Regions from separate parts of the Mus musculus genome. Here all the other regions are linked to region 1. A link is a loop called in an ENCODE intact Hi-C map of the cell type or tissue named here. Cell type or tissue: heart. All regions are shown on one strand.

The links. Hi-C counts contacts between places; a loop is a spot of excess contacts. Peaks named below come from ENCODE experiments on the same cell type or tissue, not always from the same donor. Only the 100,000 strongest peaks of a DNase experiment are listed, where the experiment ranks them.
Region 2: it touches region 1 in a loop (1.9-fold over the local background); 6 of 42 quality-filtered maps call a loop at or near these places.
Region 3: it touches region 1 in a loop (2.7-fold over the local background); 6 of 42 quality-filtered maps call a loop at or near these places.
Region 4: a loop joins it to region 1, with 2.0 times the contacts of the local background. A loop is called at or near these places in 3 of 42 quality-filtered maps.
Region 5: a loop joins it to region 1, with 1.9 times the contacts of the local background. A loop is called at or near these places in 7 of 42 quality-filtered maps.
Region 6: a loop joins it to region 1, with 2.8 times the contacts of the local background. A loop is called at or near these places in 14 of 42 quality-filtered maps.

What each region holds. Positions count from the first base shown.
Region 1 is chr14:21,608,397-21,612,396 of GRCm38, forward strand. It overlaps Kat6b (K(lysine) acetyltransferase 6B), which reads left to right. Exons shown (of 17, transcript NM_017479.3): 3 at 1,358-1,466. Among named protein-coding and RNA genes, the nearest start is that of Dupd1, 100 kb to the right of the region's middle. In heart, a CTCF peak has its summit at 2,054 (motif pointing left); no DNase peak of the experiment used is centred here.
Region 2 is chr14:21,543,636-21,547,635 of GRCm38, forward strand. The region is part of intron 2 of Kat6b (K(lysine) acetyltransferase 6B); the gene reads left to right. Among named protein-coding and RNA genes, the nearest start is that of Kat6b, 46 kb to the left of the region's middle. In heart, no CTCF peak of the experiment used is centred here; a DNase peak (open chromatin) is centred at 2,096; H3K27ac peaks cover 631 bases.
Region 3 is chr14:21,739,932-21,743,931 of GRCm38, forward strand. Dusp13 (dual specificity phosphatase 13) reads right to left here and starts at 1,567. Exons shown (of 4, transcript NM_001374075.1): 1 at 1,099-1,567; 2 at 173-346. The coding sequence starts at 1,451. In heart, no CTCF peak of the experiment used is centred here; a DNase peak (open chromatin) is centred at 2,050; H3K27ac peaks cover 314 bases; H3K27me3 peaks cover 508 bases.
Region 4 is chr14:21,556,607-21,560,606 of GRCm38, forward strand. All of the region lies in intron 2 of Kat6b (K(lysine) acetyltransferase 6B), which reads left to right. Among named protein-coding and RNA genes, the nearest start is that of Kat6b, 59 kb to the left of the region's middle. In heart, no CTCF peak of the experiment used is centred here; a DNase peak (open chromatin) is centred at 2,055; H3K27ac peaks cover 242 bases.
Region 5 is chr14:21,534,872-21,538,871 of GRCm38, forward strand. The region is part of intron 2 of Kat6b (K(lysine) acetyltransferase 6B); the gene reads left to right. Among named protein-coding and RNA genes, the nearest start is that of Kat6b, 37 kb to the left of the region's middle. In heart, no CTCF peak of the experiment used is centred here; a DNase peak (open chromatin) is centred at 2,090; H3K4me3 peaks cover 202 bases; H3K27ac peaks cover 1,184 bases.
Region 6 is chr14:21,498,931-21,502,930 of GRCm38, forward strand. It overlaps Kat6b (K(lysine) acetyltransferase 6B), which reads left to right and starts at 855. Exons shown (of 17, transcript NM_017479.3): 1 at 855-1,030. In heart, CTCF peaks have their summits at 1,330 and 2,066; DNase peaks (open chromatin) are centred at 911 and 1,741; H3K4me3 peaks cover 3,221 bases; H3K27ac peaks cover 2,846 bases.

The DNA of each region.
Region 1 (4,000 bases):
ATATTAATAGAACAAATTCGGCTGAAAATAAGGGCAGGATAATGAACACTCATATTGTAAGATGAAAGTCACAGTCATATTAATTGTTGTTTGTGAATGCTAGGTCATAAGATGAATTCTTGACTTTCATGGCATGTTGTTAGAGGGAACCAAGACATTTGTGGAATCATTATAACCATCCAAAATATTATCTTAAAGAAGTGGCTGATTTTTCTTTTTAACTGGCAGTTGCTTCTTTATTTATTCAACCAGTAAACATATTTTGAGAGCCTACTGTGAACCAGGCTACGTATTAGGCATTTGGGATTGAATGGTTGCCCAAACGAGGTTTATTCTGTGCTGCTGTCGACTTAGAGAATTAGATCTAACACAATCTTGTTTGTGATTTACATATAAAAACATTTGTGATTATGTTGAGTTTTCTTGCCCTGAATTTTTGATTCATGACATTCCATATAAAGGCTTCAGAGAAGAACTAGCAGACAACATGTGAGAAGGCTTGGAATGTGCAATAAAATTTTAGTTTTTATACAGTTTTGGCTGTTCAAGATAATGTAGCTCTGTAGGCACAGTGAACTGCATTCATATGGTTGGAAATGTCTGCCCTGCTGGCAGTAATAATCAACCGAGGAGACGCAGAATGTATGTAGATTTACACATTGTTAAAAGCAATTGCCATAGAGAGTTAAAGGGTGCCAGGGGGTAGACAAATGTTTTGTTGTTTCTTTTATAAAGTGTGAATGTCAGAGATGGAGGGTTTATCTCTTCTGTGTGCCCTGGTTTCCCTTTGAAGCCCTTGGTGCCAGAGAGGTCTTGTTAATAGTCTTTTGATCTTCTCAAGTCCGACAGAATTTTAGCTCCTGCTCGTTCTCTGTTCATGGGCTCTCTGAAGCACGCATTTCATGTCCGGTATTTAATAGGTGAATAATCACAACACTTGATAAAGCTGAGTTAAATAATCTCACTAATTAACTAGATGAGGTCCATAGTCTTTGTTGCTGAGTAGATGAACAGTTTATTGTACATACAGATTATGGGAACACTTGGGAACACAGATGAATCCTTAATGTTCCTGCTGAAGGCTCTGTGATAGTTGAAGGTCTTAGGATTCACTGAATTCATAAAAGTTACTTCTGGATCTAATGACTACATTTAAATGTATTCAGATACGGCTTTGCTACCACATAACTTATGATGATTTTTATTAGAAAATGTTGATTTTCTTTTTGATTGTTTAATTTATCAGGGTTTCCTTAAGAAATATGTAAGACGCTTTGAATTTAATAATTTGTTTTAAATTTTGAAAGGAAGGCTAACACTATGTTTTGGTTTTTGTTTTTGTTTCTCTTTCTCATAGCCCCGTGCCGATCCCATTCCAATATGTAGCTTCTGTTTGGGGACTAAAGAGTCAAATCGTGAAAAGAAACCAGAAGAACTCCTGTCTTGTGCAGATTGTGGCAGTAGTGGTGAGTTTGGTTTGTGTGCGTTCTACATGGTGTCCACTGTCAGAGCTTCATGCTCTCGATCTGTAGCGAAACCTCCCAGAACATGTTCAAAGACATCGTTTGGTGATAGAATAGGTTTGAAATATAAGAACATTATACAGGTCAAGGGTGAAATATGAATGTACCAATACCAGCCTATGTTACATGTTTATATGATTCTGTTCAGTAGTATTTGTAACCAAGCTCCAGTTTCAGATCTATGTGGCTAATTCAGTGTTAGACTGCAGTGCATGCAGTAAGTAAAGTCACAGTAGAGATTTTGTTTGTTTGACTGTTTCTTGAACTGTCTCTCCATGTAGCCCAGGCTGGCATCAAACTCCTTTTACTTGTCCCTGAGCCTTTTGAGATGCTCAGTATATTGCCTGGACCAAACTCTTAAATCCTGACCTCAGTCAGTCAGTCTCCTGCCTCACCTTCCCAAATCCAATCATTGCCACGCCTAGCTCATAGCAAAGGATTTAAGCTAAACACAGTATACCCCTTCTGTTCTCCCCAGTCTCAGAGAGACTCCAGTGAAGTCTGTATTGTTTCAGGTTACGACACCTACTGGTGAAATGTAGTAATTCAATCCAGCTCCATGTTAACTGAAGAAAAGGGACAGACCATGAGATTCGAGGAGTGTGTCTTCTCTGCTCTTACCATTTGATTTTAAGATTATGCCTCCAATTTTATTCAGAGATATAAATGCAAATTGTGTTTATGTTTTTAAAGGTTTTCTTTTACTGGCTGTTCTTTTTGATTCGGCACATAAAAGCCACTCAGGTTACATGCACATACACATAGTTTCCTGCATATGAAATGGTAATACTGGGCCCCCCTATGAGTACTTCTGTTGTTGTTGTTGTTTTGTTATTTTCCCATTGAGTACCAACCTGAAGGCCTTACCCATGCTAAGCAAACCCTGCTGCTGAGTTGCAGCCCCAGCTGTAAGGCTTTTAAATGTTAATCTTTCTGTGTTGGTCTTCTCTTTTTCTCTCAGATACTGAGATATTTTTTCCCTCAATGTTAGTTTAAAACTCCTGGCTAACAGCTGGAGTTTTATTTCTGTGGTAAAGCACTTGTCTAAGACCCTAGGTTCAATCCCAGCAAGCAGAAGGAAGGAAGCAAAACAGCTCTGCAGAACCTATAGCATGCTCTCATACACCACTGCCTTTCCTTCCAGCCAGACACCTAATCATTCCACAAGGTGCTGTCCTCATTAGTAATGCTGGTGCTTACCTCTACACTTAGAGGGACTAAACAGCCCAGTCCAGAGTCTGCGTGGGCTCTCCTGAGAACTGGAAGTGGCACCCATTCTTATGGTTTTCCACACTCTCGTGCTGTCCCACTTGATTGCTGTGAGTAACTTAAAATTTGTCACCACGTAGGACAGCTGCTTAATGGTTGGATAGAGGAAATATGTCATACTGAGGAATGATTATGTTGTGGAATGGTTCTTAGTTGGTTATTCAGAAGTTCAACTTGATAGGCCATTTGTGGTCAGCAGCCTCCAGGACCTGACTAGCTGGAAAGAGCCTTCACGATATGACATGTCAAGCACTGCCTAAAAGATGTCTTCTGCTGTCTCGGTGATGGGCTTTATGGATGCATTAGCATTCTCTCACTTGGCCATGGTATCCTGGGTTAGTGACAGAAGAGCACAGAAACATTGTCTGTGTGTTCAGGTTAATTTATTTCAACCTATGAGTCCCCTGCTCCCCTGGGCAGGCAGTGCCTCACTCATCAGTCTGCCTCTACTTACCTTGTAGGTCTTTTCACAAGGCTCATTTCAAATGAATTATTTTTTTGTGTCACTGCCTGATGAGTTCTGTGGTGTCCAGACATCTGGTGTTTATCTGTGAATTTTAAGCTGTATGTTAAAATGCCCTCTATCATCTTGTTTTAATATCTATTCATGGGGCACGCAGACAGATTTCGCAAGTGGGAAGAAAGATTCTCTTCATATATTCCTCATTGCTGATGACACACCCGGCCCTGCTGAGTTGTTGCGAATCTGGGATTTTATCATAACTTCAAGGCCTTCCTTATAGGGTATCAAGGTGTAATTCTACCCAGGTTGATCTTAGACTTTATAATACCATCAAGCTCCCCTAGTCTTCCCAGATTGAAGACCCAGCAGAGGGAGGTCTGGCCCCCTCTGCACAAAAGTGGCTGAAATGTCTTTTCTCTGAAGCTTCCCACTTCTCCATCCTTGCTTCCCAGGCTTGTCCTTTCTGCCCTCAAAAGTACCCTTCTTTTCTAGCAAGTAGAGAAGGGTCAGGTTCTCTGTCCCTGGATCACATACATCTACCTGTTACTGGCAGAAATGCAAACCTTGGGGCATAGTGTATTCTGTAGAGCACAGAGGATGCCTGAAGGTGCCTCTCTGGGCTCTAAAGTAGAGCAGTGCTCTGGCAGTTCCTTAACCATCTGTGAGTGTATCAGCTTGGATTTGACTACTTCAGGGGCTGGGAGAAGATCCCAATTATGGAATACTGTGTAGACATGTACGCCCT
Region 2 (4,000 bases), 65 kb before region 1:
AAGGTAGGGAAGCATGTATTGAAATCAAGTCTTGAATGCTAATATATATAATATAACCCCCGAGTAGATGCCTCTCATGCTTCATCCCTTTCAAACCACAGCTCAGTAGAAACATTTCTGTCAGGAGCTGTAGTGCTACTGAGCTTAGCGAGCACTGGGCGCCTCAGATTGTCTGTAGTAGGTATATACGGCAGGCATCCCTGTTTAAGAACCTCAGAGAGTAATGGGGTTATCCGATTCACTCTGTACCCCTTCAAGAAGCGAATGTGTATTCAGTTGGGATTAGGATAAAGATGTAGCTCAGAGGAGAGGTGGAATATTTGTCTCACGTGTGAGGCTAGGGCTTGATCACATGTAACGATTTACTGATACACTGTCGTACACAGTGGTCAGCCAGGAAGACTCAGCTTACACTCAGCCAGTGTACACAACTGATGTTGGTGCTGTACAGAACACCTTGGAGTGCAAAGGAACGAGGCGAATTTGTTGTCTATGGAAAGCTTTACAGAGAAAGGTAACTTATGGATAAGGTTCTAGGTAGAGGAAATAGGAAGATGAAAGACTGGGAGTCCTGCCGTGGATATAGGTTTGGGCGATGGTAAGCAGTACTTGACCAGCGCGTGTGTGATTCTGTGTGCTAGGGAATGAAGCTGTGAGCCATATTGAGTGGTTACCCAGGGATGGTACATGGTCTCAGTCCTCAGGAGCCTGAGGCAGGGGAATGGAGAACTTGAGATTAGTCTGTGTTGTACTGAACTGTGTGTTTCAAAAGTAAAAAGTGTAAAGAGTTTGTGCAGGCTTGAGGCAGGAAAGCGAAGGTCTGAGTGTGAGTTTCATCACTGGGGTGTTGACCTTGGGGGAGAGAGAGAGGCAGTCTGCTGATTGAGGGAAGAGTACAGTGGATAAATTGATGATATACTAAAGTATAAGCACTAAGTTGTGTGGGTTGAAGGATGATGGCTGCAAAGGAGAGGAGATTCTTAGCAAATAACTTAAAAATATTTTTATATACAAATGTATATACTACCTTGCTATCTCGAACTTAAAAAGAAATCTTTGGTTTTTTGTTGGTTTGTTTGTTTGGTTTGGCTTAATTTTCTTCACATGTATTTATTTATCATCATGTACATATGTGTGTACATTCTGAGTACCACAGTACAGGTGTGGAGTCAAACAGCAACTCTGATCATCAGGCTTGGCAGTAGGGACCTTTACCCCGGTGCTGAGACTGCATGTGTGTCATCATGCCTGGCTTGTGTTTCTCTATGTCATATCCGTGCCCTTGCTCTTACCTAGTTCTGGAGAGGGACAATTGTGTTAAACTGCTTGTGGCTTCTTCACATCCCTGAGGTAGAGGCAGAGTGTGCCCGTGGGCTTGGCCGTGGTTTGGATTCTGGTGCTTTGTTTCCAACTCTGTGTATCTGGTTCTTCCACATCATCCCTGTGCCTCAGTTTCCTCAGACCTGTTGTGCAAACTCTAATGTTCATGGGAACGTTGAGGAAAAACTTTTTGTTGTTTTAAAATACAATATCTCTCAGAAAGGTATGTGGCATTTTAATGAGGCCTTTGAATTTTTTCATTTATTAAAAAAAAAAAAAAAAAAAAGCCTGAACCAAGCTGAACCTGCTATGGTTAAAAGTATGAGACTAATGTACCATTCCAGCTGTTTTCCGTGACGACTTTTAAGCCTGAGTGACTGCTGGCTCTTTCTTAGGAAGCATCTCAGATGCTTTAGTTAGGCATGTGTTCAACTCAGCTTTTTAAGTGGGATATTAGACAAGTAGGGCTTCTTTGTCCCTTGGAGGCAGCAGTTGTAGGCAGTGGCCCACTGCTGTTAGAGCCAGCTGCCCACAGTGGCTTTATGCCTTCGAGACCCAGCATCTCTGCAGCTTCCTGCTTCACTGTCTTTTGCAGAGAAGTTTCCCTCATACCACACTTCGCCCAGGGTAGCTTCTTCATGCACAGGCTCTGCCTTTCTGTCCCATAGGAGAAAGGGGAAAGGTCCAAGGGCAACAGCATGAGCTGTGTTCTCCAGAACTGATGCTGTCCCCAGAGGCTGCCTCGTCTGTGTTTCGTTGGCTAGAGCTGCATCATGTGGCATCCCTGGCATGAGGTGGGGCTTGGCCAGTATCTCTGTGTCAGGGATCTGGCTTCTCAGTCTCTGGTTAAAAACTAAAGGGCACAGGTGCTGGGGATGGTTTGTGTCATTCAAAATGCACCTTAGTTGAAACTACAGCATTATGATGTAGTTACAAGTTCATAGTCGTATCCAGGGGCACCCTGTTTGCCTAGGGCCACGGTATTTCTGTAGCTGAACAGTTAGTTAGTTGTAAGGAAACCAGCATGGTTTGGTGTTTGGTCTGTCCCTTGATCCTCCATGTCCTTAAAATATGGAAGGGAGTTATCTTTTAAGGCAGGAACAACCAAGAGAGACTGAAGAGTAGGTAAATCATTTGCTGTGAGAAGTAAGTGGAAAGGGAGAAAGCCCGAGGCAGGACTCTGTGGGAATTGCTTAGTGCTTAGGAGATACTCATAAGAGATCTGAGGGCTATCTTGTCCCCAAATTCAGGGACTCTTTCTGGCAGCAGCCTGAGTTTCATGCTTGCTCACAGGAGCCTTTCTAATGGGATCAAACTTGCTTTCCTAGTCTTTTGCCAACAAAGAAGTAATGTCCTCTGGACATTCTTTGCCTCCCCCTCACCCCCCCCCCCCATGCTGTCTACACTCTTGTGGATTTGTACCATATGTTTTTATTGTTGTTACTGAGGTATAATTCACATCATGAATTTATGCCTTTAGTGTTCAACTCAGTGGTTTCGTATACCCACAGAGTCATGTAACCATCACCGTTTTCTAATTCCAGAACACTTTGATTACCCCAGAGTGAAACCTCACACTCATTAGCAGTCACTGCCCATTCCCTGCTTCCCTCAGCCCCTGGCAACCACTAATCTACTTTGTGTCTCTATGGATTTGCTTATTATAGACATTTAACATAAAGAGTCATGTAGTGACTGGCCTTTTGTGGCTGGCATCTTTCACTAAGCATACCGTTTTCAAGTTCATCTGGATCATAGCACAGATCAGTACTTCATTCCTCTTTACTGTACATCAATCCCACATTTTGTTTATCCATTCGCTGCTTGAAAGGTTTTAGCTATTTATGAACAGTGCTGCTGTAATCATTGTGCACAACTAGGGACTCACTGTAGCCCAGTGAGTCTCAAAACTTGTGACCCTTCCAGCTTAGATGCCTGAACGTTAGGATTGCAGATGTGTCCCACTGTTCCTCATCTTCTGCAAGCTTCTCTGTGAGCGCACACTTTTCTTTCCCCTGCATGTGAACCACGAGTGAAATAGCTGGATCTTCGGTCACATCACACTGTGCCTCCCTTTTCTAGGTTGGGGAGTCTAGGGATATCCCTAACCTGGAGGGGTAGCTTTGATAGTCCCTATTAGCTTTAAAGTTTGAATCTCACTTGAGTGAATCATTTCTCCAAGATGTGAGGCTTATAAACATCAGAGCTGTCTCTAGTTGATCCTCTGCTGCTGGGATTCTGTGGGACCCAACTGAGATGATTATGTAGTGAGTTGATGCTATGGCCTCAAGCCTCTTGCTTTTGCCTGCTGTCAACACCCCATGCCTCCTCTGCACCACCATTTAATCCTCACCCTGTCAAAATACAAGGATCTAATCTCTTACTCACAGATACTTTCTCCTTTGTTTGGACTTTTTAAAGGTGGTTTCGCTACGTAGTCCACTGGCTTCAGACCAGATCTTCCTGTCTTTGCTTCTGAGTGCTAGAGCCACCGCTATGGGCTCATTTCACTCAAGTTTTCATTACACTGAAAACAGTTGTGTATTGTAACATGACACGTTAAACTCTGTTGCAAGGCAACACACGTGCGTCTGTGGCATTTCAGACTCCAGGGCTTTTCTTTCACATCCGGCTGACTTCTGATTGGGCTTGAGAACAGCCATACACCAAGTCTCTGGTG
Region 3 (4,000 bases), 130 kb after region 1:
TACAAGGAATTCTCTATTCCATGGCCTGAAAGATGAAACTGTATGTTTCCAAACAAACATGAGAAAGGCAAATGCAGGCAGCGGTGAGAAGCACTGTGGGCCATCTGGAGGAGGCTTATCCTGGTACTCCCACCCATCAGCCACCCTAAACCCCTACATGGGTCTTACTTACGCATCTCCCAAGAAAAGGTTGGGCCAGACCTCATTGATGTGGGTCAGTGTGGCAGTCCGACGGACCCACAGCAATCGCTGCAGAGAGGCCAGTGTGGGTGGCTGGTAGGGGGACACCTGGACTGCCCCATGAATCTTTGGCCTCCGAAGTTCCTGCTTCTGTAGCGAGTCCATTCTGGGAACAGAGTAAACAGGACAGTAGCTGGAACAGGCTCCCCAAGCGTGGGTCCAGTGGACAGGGAGACCTGTGTTGCAGTACCAGGAGCCAGTGGGATGCTGTGGGGGCCAGCCTCAGCTATGCTGAATGAGGCTATTACCCGGCTCAGCTGGCCTGGAACCTAGAACCTTTTCCCTGGGAACAAGGAGAACTAGAACTCTCTTGTCAATTCCATGGCGCTAAGCGTACCTTTCCTGAGGCAACGGATGTTAGAAATGTTGGTCTTAGGGACCGTGGGGAATCTCTGTAGGGCTAATCTGTGCAGACCGTACCCCTTTAGTCACTGGAAACCCCAGCTGGCGGAGGCTCTTGGAGAGGACCTAGGATGTCCCTCCAAAGCCAGGCAGCTCATCTGTAGCTCCCACCCTGGCTGTTTCTAAGGCTGATGCTAGAGGAGGTCAAAGCACTGTCCAGGGTTACAGTCCAGCCACAAGTGGGCATTAGTCAGCTTGTTCACACCAAGTGAGCTGGTGTCGCTCATAAGCAGGCTGTATCCCTTGTGCTGTGTTCCATGTTTCACACTGACACCAATGACAAATGACAAATGGCTAAAGACTACCCTGAGCTTGATATCCAGTGTGTGCCTTCAGTTCATTCCCCAAGCCTTCCAGTTGCCAGAGGGTGGTCACCAACTGATGTGTCTCCTCTAGGGAGCTGTCAGGGATGAGCTACACATCCACTTACAGGCCCCGGGCTTTTTTCCTCCTTACCCTTGTGGTTCAGGCCAGTACACCTGTACAGGCCTCACCCGGAAGGAGTGGGTTATGTCTGGAGTCATCTGGCTTAGTCCATCTGGGCCCTTGCAGAGCTGAGGTGTCAGAGGCACCAGAACCTGAGCCTGGTACCTTAGAGGGAAGGGGAACCTACCTTGGTCAACTACCCCTGGTCCCCTCAAAGAGTAACTCGAGTAGGTACAGACTGGGTAGAATGCCTTTTCCCTCTGGCAGGCACTGCCAAAACCAGAAAAAGAGATGGGCACCCAGGAGGCCACTGGCTTGGCCACACTCACCCAGCCAGTGGATGATGAGCTGGGTGGAAGAGAGGGCCGGCCTTTCTCCCTCATCCCCCTCTGTGACCTCTCTGGCAGGCTGAGTGGCCTGCCACCTACCTAGGGCATGGTCTGGGGCCAGGAATGGGGGACTAGGTGCAGGGGCAGGCTGAGTGGAACAGTCCTAAAGCAGGTTCCATCCAGAACACAAATGCTGTTATGCGCCTAGAATTCCAGGTCCATGCATGTGAGCCAATGGGGATGTGGGGCAAGATGAAGACAGACCTGAGCTGCGGGGACAGGAGCAGTGGCCTAACATCTCTCCCTGGTGTCTCTGCTATTGAAAACACTTGTCCTGAAGATGGGGACCACCTGAAGAGATGCCTAGGGAACAGACTCCCCTTAAAATTTGACAAGGATATATCCTGGGACCTAGGCAAGTTTTCATTCCTATCTGGGCCTTAGTTTCTTTTCTCTGCTCTCTGGTATTCTGCTGGCTGCAAGAGAAGGGAATGACGCTATATGAAGTAACACCAGGGAAAGGAATATTAGGGTGGAGGATCTCTGAATCCAGGGAAGTCCAATAGCCACTCTGGCCTGAGGCCACCAGCTAGACTCCTCCAGCTATGAGTGGAACTAGACAGGGATTTCGGGAAACCGTAGGCCCCTCACAGGCCTGCTCAATTTGGCATGGGGTAAGTCTGCCCTCTAGTGGCCAGTGGCTGCTAGGCAGCCCAACTGTGTCCCAGGAGCTCGGTGGTGGGGATTAGGGGATGTCCTTAACTTCCCTGGTCTAACTCAGACCTGTAGGAAAGATTTTTCTTAGACTTAGGGTTTCCTGGTCAGGTCCTACTTAGGGCTATATGTAGCCCAGCTATCTGCTCTGGTCCACTGAGGGTTCCTTTCACCTATCAGAGCCAGGCCCAGCAGCTCACTCAGTGAGCCATTCCTTAAGCTTTAGGCACCCCCCCCAAAAGAAAGCCCAGGGATTCTGCTACCCCCTGGTGTAGGGAGGGCCCAGCTATGTCAGAAGGAGCCATGGCTGAATGTCTTGTAGGATCAGGCCCCTGTTCACATTCATGATAGTCCTCCCGTGGCTCTCTAGTGCTACCTGGCTTCTACTTCCCTGAAACTTCAGCAGAGAAGTTGCTTCTGTCAACAGTGGCTTTCTTGCCCACACTGCCTCTGTATACAGAGCTACACATACTTACCTTTTGTTGGCACTAGTAGCATCTCTAGCTTGCTCTCTGTTGTCTGTCTTTCAGTTTGTCCCAGGATAGCCTTCTAGAATACCACCCTGCATACCTCGGGCCTTGCTCAGCAGCCTGGGACGTGGCAGCTGTTTGCCACCTACCTCTTTAGCTGTAACCTCAGAACACATTTCTCCTGGTCTCCTCTGCTGTTCCCTCTCTGTCTCCCCTCTTCTCTTAGGGAGCACAGACCAAGTGGGGCTAGCGTTCTCACAGAAGGACATCGAGGTGTCTGGGAAAGAGACTTTGGCAGGTAAATGCCAAGGGCAGACTGCAGTGGTCTCTGCCCAGCCTGCATCCCTGGAGGGAGACAGACCTGTGTGGGAGTCTGTGAGCCTGAGTCTTCACCAGGAGCTGCTGGGAGACTCTCATGACATCATAAGTGAGATGCACCTCCCAGAGGCCCTGCATCAGGGCAGGTGCCACATAAATGAGGCATCACGTTATGGACATTGCTCCAATCAGTCTCATCCTTTCGGGGCTCAGCCAAGACCTATAGAGGGTAGATTGCTATGGCCTGTGGAGTTTTCACCTGGATCTCTGTGTTTCGTAATTATATTCCCAGCTTGAGGAAGTACGTTACAGACCAGACAGAGCCCAGGACTCGTGTCTTCACGCTGAGTCCACCCTGTTCTCTCACGAAGCAGGCAGTATCAACATCCCCACTTTCCAGATGAGAAAAATCAAGCCTCAGAGAGATAAAAGCAGTTTGCCCAAGGTCACACGGTGGCGAGAGGCAGGGTTCTGTGCCTCTACCTCTGACCCATTTGGAGTCCCCCAACCCAGTCCTCACAGTTGCCCACACAAGCAGGCATAGATGCCCTGGGCCCCAGTACCCAGTATTCTCAGGGGTCTCTGCTTAGGGTCGTTCACCCACCTGTGGGGAGATCCTGACCGGGCTGTAGTCTTCTCCGACCCACAGCTTGTGCCGCTGGATTCTAGCCGCCTGGCTCCGCACACCTGATGCTGTTTCTATTTTTTTATTTGAGTTTAATTATAAAGCATGCTGTCGTCTCCCTTTTGCCTTTCCTTGCCACTCCCAACTTGTCCATTGGTCCCATGGCCTGGTCAGCCCTAGGCTCAGCCAGGTACTTCCTCCTTAAACCCAGGCTGTGCAACTGTACCCAGCAACCCCATGGCTGAGGCCCAAACCTATCCTCACCCTTTCTCCTTGTACATGTATCCTTAATGTTCAGGATACAGGAAGCTCAGAGGGTTGCCTGCGGTGTGTGGGATGAGTGTATTTGGGTAGCTGGGTGGGGAAAAGGAAAAGCAAGCAAACCACCTTAAAAATTCCCCTTAGAGCCTGAATGGTGGCGTACACCTTTAATCTCATCACTCAGGAGGCAGAGGCAGGGGCAGAGACAGGCAGAC
Region 4 (4,000 bases), 52 kb before region 1:
AGCGGTAATGCCTGACAGACCAGGTGGTCTGCCCAGAGGGCAGTTGGCTGTCTGCCAGAGGTAGGACTCCCCCTCTCCCCAAGGAAGAAGATTATGGGTATAGAAGTAGAATGGAGGCTGAGAGCTGAGCTAGAAGAATATAGTTGCCTGTACCAGACAGCCTGGAGGTCCAGCCAACGTGCTCCCACTAGATAGAAGAGCTAGCATTAGCATGTAGGTTTATTTAGCAAGATCTTTAGGGGGCTGGGCCATAAGGCAGTGGACCGATGTCCTTTTCCTCACTGCTAGTTTGAGAGAAGGAACTCTACATTGGATAACATCAAAATTAGTTTCATTATAGACTAGATTGGACTTTTTAATACCCGAAGTTTGGCTTTATTTACAGAGAAGACTATTTTCTTTTTAAAAGGATGACTAGAAGTTGGTAGATCTGCTACGTTACTGAACCCTGAAATGAAGGCAGTCAGTCTCAGCGCTGCACATGGGAGCTGGCTTTCGTAATTTACTGCACTCCCACCTGCTTTGTACCCTGCAGTTTCAAGCTTCTAGCTTACTAGCAATTTCTGTGTTAGTAAAATTTTGAATTTCATAATAACCCGAGCACTGTAAGTATACTAACTTAGTAGACAACTAATAATAAACTTTGTGACCTCATGTAGGCATTAGGGGACCCCTTAGGGATTAGCTGAAAACTCACTGTCTTTAATTGTATTTCTTTTGACATTGTTAGTTTTGGGTTTATTGGTTTGTTTATCATGATAGAATTGTAAAATAAAATCTACTGTGTTGGAAACATAACCTACTGGTAGAATGCTTGTGAGAGTCCTGGGTTTTAGTCTCTAGCACTATAGCTACATTTCATAGTCCTACACGTTTCAGTCTACCAGTACTGCACAGGCTTTGCAATTTCTGTGCACAGTTGTCCCCTTGTACTACTTTCTGATTTTATATATATATATATATTTTTTTTTTTTTTTTTCTTTTCACACACCACACACACACACACACATGTAGAGATAGGACTTTAGTCCAGGCTGGCCTTGAACTCTTAGCCCTCTTGCCTTGGCTTCTCTAGCACTTGGATTCCAGGGGTGTATCGCTGTGCCCAGTTGTATTCATTCTTATTTTATGTGTGTGAGTGTTTTGCCTGTATGTAAGTACACTACACACATTCAGTGCCTGTGGAGGCCGTTAGAGGGCATAGGAACCATGTAGTTGGTTGTGAGCTGCCACATGGGTGCTGGGAACTCAGTCCAAGTCTTCTCTAGAACAGCCTCTATCTCCCTGTTTGCTTTTTACATCTAAATTGGATTGTTTTGACATTACATTGTAGTTCTGTATCCTGGATAGTAATTTTCTCTTCTTCCCTGCCCACCCTCTGTGTGTGTGTGTGTGTGTGTGTGTGTGTGTGTGTGTGTGTGTGTGTGTGTGTGTGTGTGTGTTGCTCGTGTGTGTGTGTGTGTGTGTTGCTCACGCACAGGTTCTGTCTGTAGCTTGGATGGCTCAGGTTCACTCTTTTCTTACTTCTTCCTCCCCACCACCAGGATTGCAGGTTAGTGTCACATGTAGCTCTGTAGGTTACCTTTTCGCTGTAATTATATTTTTGTAGTTGAAATATTAATTCAGTTTTGAATGCTGAGTTCTACAGGCTGTAGCTGTCCTCCCAGCATCTGCAGAACGCAGAAAACTTGCAACAGTGCAGTCATTCTTCTAAGCCTCTTTCCTTTCCTTCCATAGACTTGAACTCACCAACCTGCTAGCTTTGATGTCCTCCAATATCATTTCCCTCGTGGTCCTTCCTCCCTCTCCTGTGGAAGGCTTTGCTTTGTGAAAGTGTACCTGCTGAGCCAGTTGTCCCTTTCATGAGGCTGTGCTTGAAAGATGGAATGCTATCCTTTCCCTCTTGCCTTTTTATTTTTTTAAAATACTTCTCTTCCTCCAGAGACAGCTCAGACATGAAGATTTTCCAGTCGACCAGCCAGCTGCTTTCTTCTGCAGTGTCGTATGTACAGCCTGGCCAGAACCCTTGTCTGGAAGTATTGCAAGGCGTTTTATAACCCTCCCTCACCACACCCCAGCACTGTGAGCTCCTGGAATCCCCAGCTCAGTGTCTCCTCTTTCTTTTCCCAGCTCACCGCCATGCCCTAAGATCCAGCCCATGTTACCCGCCTGTCACTTCCAGTGACTGTGGGCAGAGACAGAGCGGTGCCATTTTGGAAGAGGTAACAGGGCTGTGGTTTTTTTTTTTCCCCCAGTTGTGTTTCTAAAATTGCATCTCATCTAATCTTATCTGGCAAGACCTTGGCAGCTAACTGTAGATTTTCCAGACTTACATTGGGCTGTCTTTGTCTTGTGTTACAAAAGCAATAATTAGAGGAAATGATCTTTTGAGAGGCTGTTTAATGAATGCCACTTCTGACCGTGCCGCGTCCACTCTTACTTCAAGTAAACTGTGCTGCTGCACACTGTCTCACTGTGGCTCAGTATTGAACCAGAGCATCACGATGATTAATCTCCTCTGTTTCCCCTTTCAGTCTTTGCTTTGGTGCGTGTGGGTCAACATCTAAAAGGGATTTATTGACTTTACATTTAGCATGGTTTACTCTACTTGATTATATCATTCAACTGTGCGTTTGTGTGTGCGGTAGAGGACTGCTATGTTGGAATTCTGTTTTCTGTTAAAAACACTGCTGTTTTATTAACTATTGGTGTTTAGATGTAATGCTTAAAAATTTTGTAGTGTCTCATTTTTAAGTGTACTTAAAAGCGATTCTTATAATCTTGAGCCTAAACCAGCTTCCCCAAATTGTTTTCTGCCCAGACAAGCGTAGGCAGAACCCAGGGAAGTGCTGTTCACTGACTGCGGAAGACTCACCCATGTATCTAGGACAGTGGTCCAGGGCCTAGACCCTCCCCCATTCCTTCCTCTGCCTCCTAGAAACACTCATGTGGCTGTGTTCTACAAACCACAGAAACTCAAGTCAGCGTCTGAGCTCAGAGGTCCACTTGCCCCACCTCCCGGGCGCTGGGATTAAAGGTGTGCGCCTGGACCACGGCCCGGCTTCTAAGTTGTATCTTAAGTAATCAGTGGACTTCATCCAACCTGGACTTGATTTCAGTTTCTAGTTAGTAAAAGTGTAGCCAGCCATCAGAACATAGGTCCTGGGAACCTGTACATACAGACCTGTTGATTTTTGCTCTAACAATTCAAAGTATAGAGACAGTTTTGTTTCTGAGAACATGAAAATTCATTTAATTAATTTCCCACCTAGAAATTAACAGAAATTCATTTTTACTTGTTTCTTACATGTTAATTTAGAGATTTAAAAAAAAAACATAGCAGAGATAGCAGACAACAAAACTCTATAGGCTGTGCCTTTTCTTTGTGGGCACTGAGTCTATGTTTAGTAAATAAAGAATAACAAAGTACCTATAGATTGGGGGAGTTGCTGGGGTTAGAGGTTTATGCCAGCCATGGTCTTGTTCTTCACTTTTAAAAAACAGTGTGTATGTGTATGTGTGCGTGTGTGTGGAGGTTGTGTATGTGTGTGTGCGTGTATGTGTGTGTGCGCATGTGTCTGTGTGTGGAGGTTGTGTATGTGTGTGTGCGTGTGTGGAGTTTGGAGAATAGTAAGTATTCAGGAGTGGGTTCTCTCCACCAGCATGTGGGTATCGGAGAGTCCTCTTGCCTTCAGGCCTGGTAACAAGTGCCACTATAAGAAGTGCCACTATCCCCTGAGCCATCTTGCCACCTCGGTGGCTAGCATGCTCTTTGACTATGCTGTTCTTCTTCCCTTCCTTCCCCTCTCCCTGTAAGTGTTGGCATTACAGACATCAAACTACTGCCCAGCTTTTTATGTGTGTGTGGGACCGGAGGACAGACACTTTGCTAGCTAAGTTATCTTCCCAACCCCTGAAATTTTGTCTTATTAACAGATCAGAAATGTCTGGTCTGCCTCTCTGGGCTGATTTTGTACACGTTAGATCTAACCTCTTGGAG
Region 5 (4,000 bases), 74 kb before region 1:
CCATACTCTTGGAATCAAACTAAGCTCTCCTTCAGGGCTTCAGAATCTGTGTCCATGCTAATCTTATTGATGATGGTGAAAACAATATAGCATATACGTATGCACATGAATGTGTGTGCATGCATGCATGGTGGGCATACGGAGGTCAGAGGCGGTCTCAGGTGTTGGTCTATACCTTCTGATTTGTTGGAGACACTCTCTTGTGTTAATTGCTTTGTATGCCAGGATCCCTAGCTGACAAGCCCTGGGTAGTCTTGAATCTCTTCCTTCCATCTCACTTCATTGTAGGAGCCTGGAGGTGCTAGCCACATGCTAAGTAAGCATTACCATGCCCGCTTTCCGTGGGTTTTGGGGGATCCAAATGCAAATCTTCTTGCTTGTACCACAAATCTTTTATCTACTGAGCCATCTCCAAAGCCCTGATGAATTTTTTTATAGCGCAAATATTTTTATTGTTACCTATCCTTTTACATATTTTTCTACACACATGTTCTTTGCATAACTACTTATAGTCAAAGAATACATGAGCTAATGAGCATTATGTGTTTTGTGCAGAAATTACCATGGTGAACTGGAGAGATGGCTTAGAGGTTAAGAGCACTTACTCCTCTTCCAGAGGTCCTGAGTTCAATTCCAGCAACCACATGGTGGCTCACAGCTATCTGTAATGGGATCTGATGCCCTCTTCCAGTGTGTCTGAAGACAGCTACAGTATACTCATGTAAATAAAATAAATAAGTTACTATGGCACTTTATAATTATTTTCTATTTTAATTATTTTTTGGGCTGGAGAAATGACTCCGTGGTTAAGAGTACTGGATGCTTTTCCAGGGGACCTGAGTCCAATTCCAAGCACCCATGCGGAGGCTCATAAGCACCTATAATTATAGTTCCAGGGTCTCTGATGCCCTCTTGTAGCCCCCACTGGCACCAAACATACATGTGGTGCACAGATATACATGCTGGCAAACCATCTATTCACATACAATAAAAAAATTTTTAAAGTCTTTTTCTTGTCTTTGGATGTAGGTTCTCGTGTAGCCCATTCTGACCTTGAATTTTTGAAACTCTTAGTTCTTTTAGCCGCATCTGAGAATAAGGAGGAGCTCTCCAAAAGGCATCAGGTTCTGTTAATAAGGCTAGCAACATACTATATATAGTCTGCCCTTACATACCATGTCTCTGATTATTTTGCCACTCAAACCCCTTCCCCCATGAAGAAAAGAACTTGCATGAATGCAAGTTGTTGTGTTAGTTGCTGGTTTATTTAGAAACAGCTTGACACATATTTTTCAAACTTGAATGGTTTTTGGAGGTTGTATTTAGGGTGATCAGGAGACATGTGTCATGTTTTCTGATATGCTGTCAGAGTTAATGCACATAGATTTTAAGCACAGGCCTGAAATTGAAATTCCCAAGGGCAGAATTTGGTTTGCGTGTTAGAATTGGTGATGTTTCAATTTGTCTTCTCCACGTCTTAATTAGGGTGAGTGGCAGAGTCTTTGGATGCTCAGTGCTGTCTCCCCATCTGATAACAGCCACTTGTAAATTGATCCATTTGATAGTTTTGTTGAAGATCAATTGTTTGTTGAAAGAGATCATTTCAGCTGCTATTTCTTTTCTTTCTTTTTTTTTTTTTTTCCCCTTGGTTTTTTTCAAGACAGGGTTTCTCTGTGTAGCCCTGGATGTCTTGGAACTCACTTTGTAGATTAGGCTGGCTTCAAACTCAGAAATCCGCCTCCCAGTGCTGGGATTAAAGGTGTGCGCCACCACCACCAGGTTTATTTGTCCTTTTCTTATGGAGATCATTTTGATCGTCTCCCACTCCTGCTCCTGTTTGCTTGTTCAGACTTGCTCTGTGCGCAGTCCTCTCGTTGTTCCTTCTCAGGGCCCCACCGTTCTCTTCTCCCATAGAGCCTCTTTATTCTTCCCTCGCGTGTACTAACCCATGTAATGCTCCATACAGCAAAGTGTTTGCAAGTAACTCCATGTTCTGGAACCTGTGCTGCAAGTAAGCAAGCCATGCTGCAGTTGCCAATAAATGGTCTGCACCAAGCACACTGTTGTAGAGAAGCTGACACTAAAGTTAGCGAGGGCTGCAGTCCTCAGGCCATGCAGCACATGACCTTCATGTCCTAGCAAAACTTTGGATGTTATTTTTGGAAGTCTCCAAGCCTCCCAGAATTCCAGCTTCTCTGAGCATCGTGTTCTTTATTGGTCTATACTTGCTCATTAGTCCAGTTTAGTGGGCCTTGGCTTTCTAGGCATGGTTTTTCCATGGCACTAGAAAAACTGTTATCCGAATTGCCTACCAATATGTTCTGTGGGTACATGAAACATATTTAATTCAATTTTTAAAAAAAAGTTTCATTTTATCTTCTGTATGAGTGTTTTGCCCACATACATATATGCATATACATATAAATATATACACACATATACACACACCACATATGTGCCTGGTGCCCAAGGATGTCAGAAGAAGGTATCCAAGCATCTGATGTCTTGAAGCTGCTGTTATAGGCAGTCCTTAACCTTTAAGATAGGTGCTGGTAACCCGAACGCTGGCCTTCTTGAATAAAGAGCAGTAAGTGCTCTTAACTGCTGAGTCATCTCTCCAGCTTGCTTTCTTTCTTTCTTCCTTCCTTCCTTCCTTCCTTCCTTCCTTTCTTTCTTTCTTTCTTTCTTTCTTTCTTTCTTTCTTTTTTCTTTTTTGAGACAGGGTTTCTCTGTGTAGCCCTGGCTGTCCTGGAACGCATTCGGGTTTTTAAAAGTAACTTGCAGGGTTGAAAAGAAAGGCCCCCAAGGTCATGTGATGTCTATCTGTGCTTTGTGAGGAATTCCCACAACTGGCCATGTAGCCTGTGTCCAAGAGCCAGGGTGGAGCTCCTGTGCCCCCAAAGCAGCACATGCTGTGTTTAGAGATGACTGGGGTGTTGGTTTGAGTCCACACTAGCTGATGGAGAATGGCGAGGGGCACCATCTGCACTTGTCACGTGGTTGGTGTTACAGAGGACTATTTCCTAATGCTTATCTGAGCACCTGCTTTACCTCCTCCTTACAGCCACATCGATTCAAGAATTTGTTGTCCTTTCTTGCTAAAAGAACTGCCACCCACTGACTGTTAAGACATCCTGTCCTCTCAAATGAGCCAAGGTACTGGGTGGGTTGGCATTATCCCCACTGAGCTAAGGGGAAATTGAGTCCTGGAGGCAGTCAAGGCCATACACACATACAGGTCAGAGTCAAATTGTGTCTGACACCAGATCTAGCCTTTCTGTTTAACTCTAGGCTTTCTCTTTGGGGTTCCCAGCATTCTGAAGTTCTTTATTACAGCATGCTAAGAAATGCTCTTATTAATCTTGGCATCTCCCATAGCACTTACTTGAGAGTGAGTGTGAGACTTGATGTGTGCCCATACTGTCCTGTCCTGTGGAAAAGGGAGATCACCGACTACATCTGCCAGTGTGGAATCTCTAGAACGAAGTCCTTCAGTGGCCCTCCCCACTCCCTGCCCCTTCATTTTATCCTTCCTCATTTAGGCATGATGAGCTTCTACTCTGAACCATGTGATTTCACAGAATTCACATTCAGGATATGATAGGTGGTAGCATGAAGGAAATCAATGGTGGCAAGAATGAGGCTTTGTTGTATGTGCTGGAAAGTCCCACCCAGGGGAACCCTTCTGGAGGAAGACTTGAGAGGTTTGCAGGGTCGAGGTGGAAAGGGCCTGGTTAGCGTTTGAGCTGATGTGGCCATGCCAGAGTGGACCAGAGCAGTACAGTGGCAAGTTGATTAAGATCAGGCACAAGATGAGTGGCTTTGTATTTTTAAAATCACAGAGAGGCATGGCAGCTAAATAGAATTGGTGATGGGGTCGGGTAGGCTGTGTATAAACAGTAGTACAGGTTGAGTTTCCCTAATCTGAAGACTCAAAATTGGAAATGCTTCAAAATCTAAAAGTAAACTGGTAGGATTTATACAAATATTCCAACCCTTT
Region 6 (4,000 bases), 110 kb before region 1:
AAGTATCTCTTACCAGCATCCCACCCAACTCTGGGAAGAGCAGGACGTTTTCTCCAGAGTCCGGAGGGCGCTGCAAGGCATGTGGGCACCTTTAGAGTAGCCTTGCCTGGGCGGCCAGAGGATCCCCCAGCCTCCCTCGTATGGGCCTCAGGAACTCCGGGGGCCCAGGGGAAGCCTGGAAAACCGAACTTCGCCATCAGCTTTCCTTACAGCGCTGGTTGGAGACGAGGGAAGGGCCCCCCAGCGGTCGCCCCCCGCCCAACCCCAATGTTATCCAGCTGCACAGTCCAGGAAGCACCCAGAACGCAGCTCCGAGCTCGCCAGCCTCTCCCGCAGGCCGGGAGAGGGCATCCTGAGGGGCAGCTTCCCTCTCCAGCCTGCGTCTGACATCCCCACTCCCACCCGAGGATGCCTGTCCGCAGTCGCTGAATGTCACTGCTCCCTCTTCCTCCTGATCAGGGTAGAGACAGCTCCTGAGGCATCCCCCACCCCAAAACTGCCGCGGTCGCCCGAGGGTACAAGACCCGGGAGAAGGACGAAGTTTGGGGCCCACGGCGGCGGGAGGGGGGGCGCGTTTAAGAAGACCGCACCTCAGTCCCAGACCTGGCGGACACACTCCCCACCCCAAAACAGCCCAGGCGTCCCCATCCTTTCGGACACCGGCATCCCCGCCCTCCCCTGAGGGCGGTGAGCGGAGCCCCCCGGGGCGGAGGCAGGTACCCCCGGGGCGGAGACTGGGGCGGGCGGGGTCCGGGCTGCGCCCCCGGCCGGGCCAGGCGGGCTAGCGGGCGGCGCGGGGGGAGCGGGGCTGGGCGGCGCTGCCTCGGGCTCTGTGCGCTGCAGCCCGGAGCCGAGGAGGAGGAGGCGGAGGAGGAGAAGGAGGCGGCGGCGGTGGGTCCCGGGCGGGGGGAGCGCGGCGCTGCGGACCCGGGCGGCTGGCAAAGGACGAGGCGGAGGCTGAGGAAGGCAGCGGGGAGACCCGGTCTGCAGCAACAAAGGGCAGCAAGCGATTGGCCGGGCTGGAGGCGAGGTTAGCCGGGGACCGGGGTGGCCGGAGGCAGCGGCGAATAGTGCACGTGCTTGCAGACACGGGCGAGTGCGGAGCCGGGGGTGCACACCCGGTGGGTAGGGGGCTTGCTCCCCCTCCGTATGGGATGGCGAAGAGGCTGCAGTGAGATCGTTCCGCCTGCACCCGGCCTGAGGCTGGCAGGGTAGGGGGTATGTGAAGGGGGTAGGGTGCAAGCCAGGGGGCGGGCGAGTAGTCGCCCGGGACAGGACAGGAGAGAGGGTGGAGGAGGGGGCTGGATGGAACGCTCCGGGCGGCGCGCCCGTCCGCGCGCTCCTCGGCGGGAGCAGGCGACTGAGAACCTCGAATTTTAACTTCGCGTGCCCGCCCGCGCGCGCCCGCCTGCGCCCACCCCTAAATCCTGCGGCCGCCGCCAGCGATCAGCTCTCACACAAACTTTAGCTGCGGGCTAGGGGCTTTGGGGTTGAGTGGGGGAGGGGAGAGGAAAAAAGGCTTCTGATTGGCGTCGTGTACAGCCAATAAGGCCAAGCGCCTCTCCTGCGCCTAGATCCAATCCATTTCTAGAGGTAGAGGGGGCGGGTAGGTGGAAGTAGAGGTGGCGCGGTGTCTGTGAGAGAGAAAAAGGGCTGGACCAATAGGTGCCCGGAAAAGGCGGGCCCCGCGGTCTGTTGATTGGTACTGGCAGTCGACCCTCCCTCGGGGTGGTGCCGGAGGTGGGGGGGGGGAAATGATGGGTCGAGAGGTGTGTCTATGTGGAGGCGAGATGACCGGCAGGAACTTGCCCCAATGGGGGGCAGAGTGTTTAGCGAGCGGGTGACGGACAGACCCGTAGGCCAACGGTTGGCCCTAAGTGTTCGTGCTCTCGTCCAATGGAACGGCGCCGGGGCGGGGCCGCGTCTTGGGTTTAATGAGACTCCATTGGGCTGTAATCAGTGTCATGTCGGATTCATGTCAACGACAACAACAGGGGGACACAAAATGGCGGCGGCTTAGCTCCTACCCCTGGCGGCGGCGGCAGCGGTGGCGGGCGCTACGGCACCTCCTCCAGGCGGCAGCCGTAGCTTCTTTCTCAGGCAGATTCAGCGCCCCCGGCAGGCGCGGTGGTGGTGGCGCGCGGCCAGGTCTGTCACCCACCCCGCGCGTTCCCAGGGGGAGGAGACTAGGCGGGCGGGGGACCGACGGGGGGGTGGCCTGGGACCCTCGACGCCCCTCCCACAGGCCCCTGCGCGAGGGTCACCGCGGGGCCGCTCGGGGTCAGGCTGCCCCTGAGCGTGACGGTAGGGGGCGGGGGAGAGGAGGGAGGAGGAATAAGCTCCGCCCCTGGCCGAGCCTACGGGGCAAGGGGCGGGGCTCAGGAATGGAAGGGCGGGGCAAAGTCGGGAGGGGCGGGGCAGAGGGATTCTAAGGCTTGGGCTGGGAGGGGATTTCTGTGCAAGAGTGAACTGGTAGGATGGATGGAGGGGTCGGACGAGGGCGTGGGCAAGATTAAAAGAACGGGAGATGAGATGGGAAACGGGAGGTGTAGAAACAGGTGTAGAAGGGGGTGTAGGGAGGGGCGAAATTTTGGTGGAAGTGGGAAGGGTACCTAGGACTGTGTGAGGGCTGGTGAAGTGCTGCAGACTGGCGAGATTGCCGTTAACTGGGGACACACTAAGGATGAATTTGGGTGTGGTAAATGAGAGAGTATTGCTGAGTTGGTGTTGGTTCGTCTTGGGGATGGGTTCATGAGGCGGGTACAGTTTCTTTGGTGGAAGAATCAGGCTGAATCCTCATGTTGGCATAGGATAGTGGTTTGCTGGCCCATGGTAAATGAAACATTAAGAAAACAGAAGGAAGGATGGATTAGTTAAGTTTGGGAGATTTTCTAAGGTAGCAGAAGAGACTTTAATGAGCAGGGAATGGAGAGAGGCTGCTTGTAATTTGCAGCAGTATATTAGAACATCTCATCAGGACAGGTGATTCAAAGTTAGGGGAAGGCTGTGGCTGTGAACGAGGGCAGCACTGAGCAATAGGTCTGGGTGCTATAATTTGATGGACTGTGCCCCCAGTCTTCATTGAGCCAAGAAAGGTTATGGAGACTTTAATTTTGATGGCTGGGGTTGTTTGGAGTAAACTTCAAGCCTAGTCTTGAAGGTGTGGCAGGAACAGGGAGAGCATAGAGTGTCCCTAGGAAGAGACATGGATGCTTGCTACCTTGGGCAAGAACATTTGGTATTTTTGAGTTTGGTAGGACTTTGGTTTGGGCACAGTGCAGGGAGTAATGGGACCTGGCAGGGTAAAGGCAGAAGAAGGGCAAATTAGTGACCTGCACCATGGAGGAGTTTGAACAATTGCAGTTGGGAGAAAGAATGTTCATGTGAGAGTAGTGGAAGTTATGAAGGAGCAGTGATAAGGAATTACAGTTGTCAGCAATAGCTAGAGACCCAGTGAACTTGGGGTGGAGATACCAGGAAATTCAAGGGAAAGAGTATGCACAGATTTGTATGGGCAAGAGGTAGAAGTAGCGCATGGGACTTTAGTTGTGTTAGTTCTTTGTACTCCAGTAGTGTGTGCTTGTGCACACACATACATGCAGATGTATGCAAACACATTTTGTGCATTTGATGCATACAAGTGTGCACATCCAGAGGCCAGGGCACGACATAGAATGTCTTCCTCTATCTCTCCCTGCCATATTGCCTTGACATAAAGTCTCTTACGAAGTGGTAGTTGGCCATTTTTGCTAGGCTGGCCGGTCTGCTGTCGAGCTCCTGGAGGCTGCCTGTCTTCACCTGCTCTTGCTGGGACTCCAGGCAGTCTAAACCACGCTCAGCGTTCACCTGGGTGCTGGAGATCCAAACGCAGGACCTCCTGCTTTCCATGCTGTGCCCGCCAAGCCCTCTATCTCTCCAGCCCCAGCGAAGTGGGTGTTTGTAGAAAGTACATTCTTCCTCATACTAGTATACCCTTCATTTCCTGATGCAACTCTAAAAT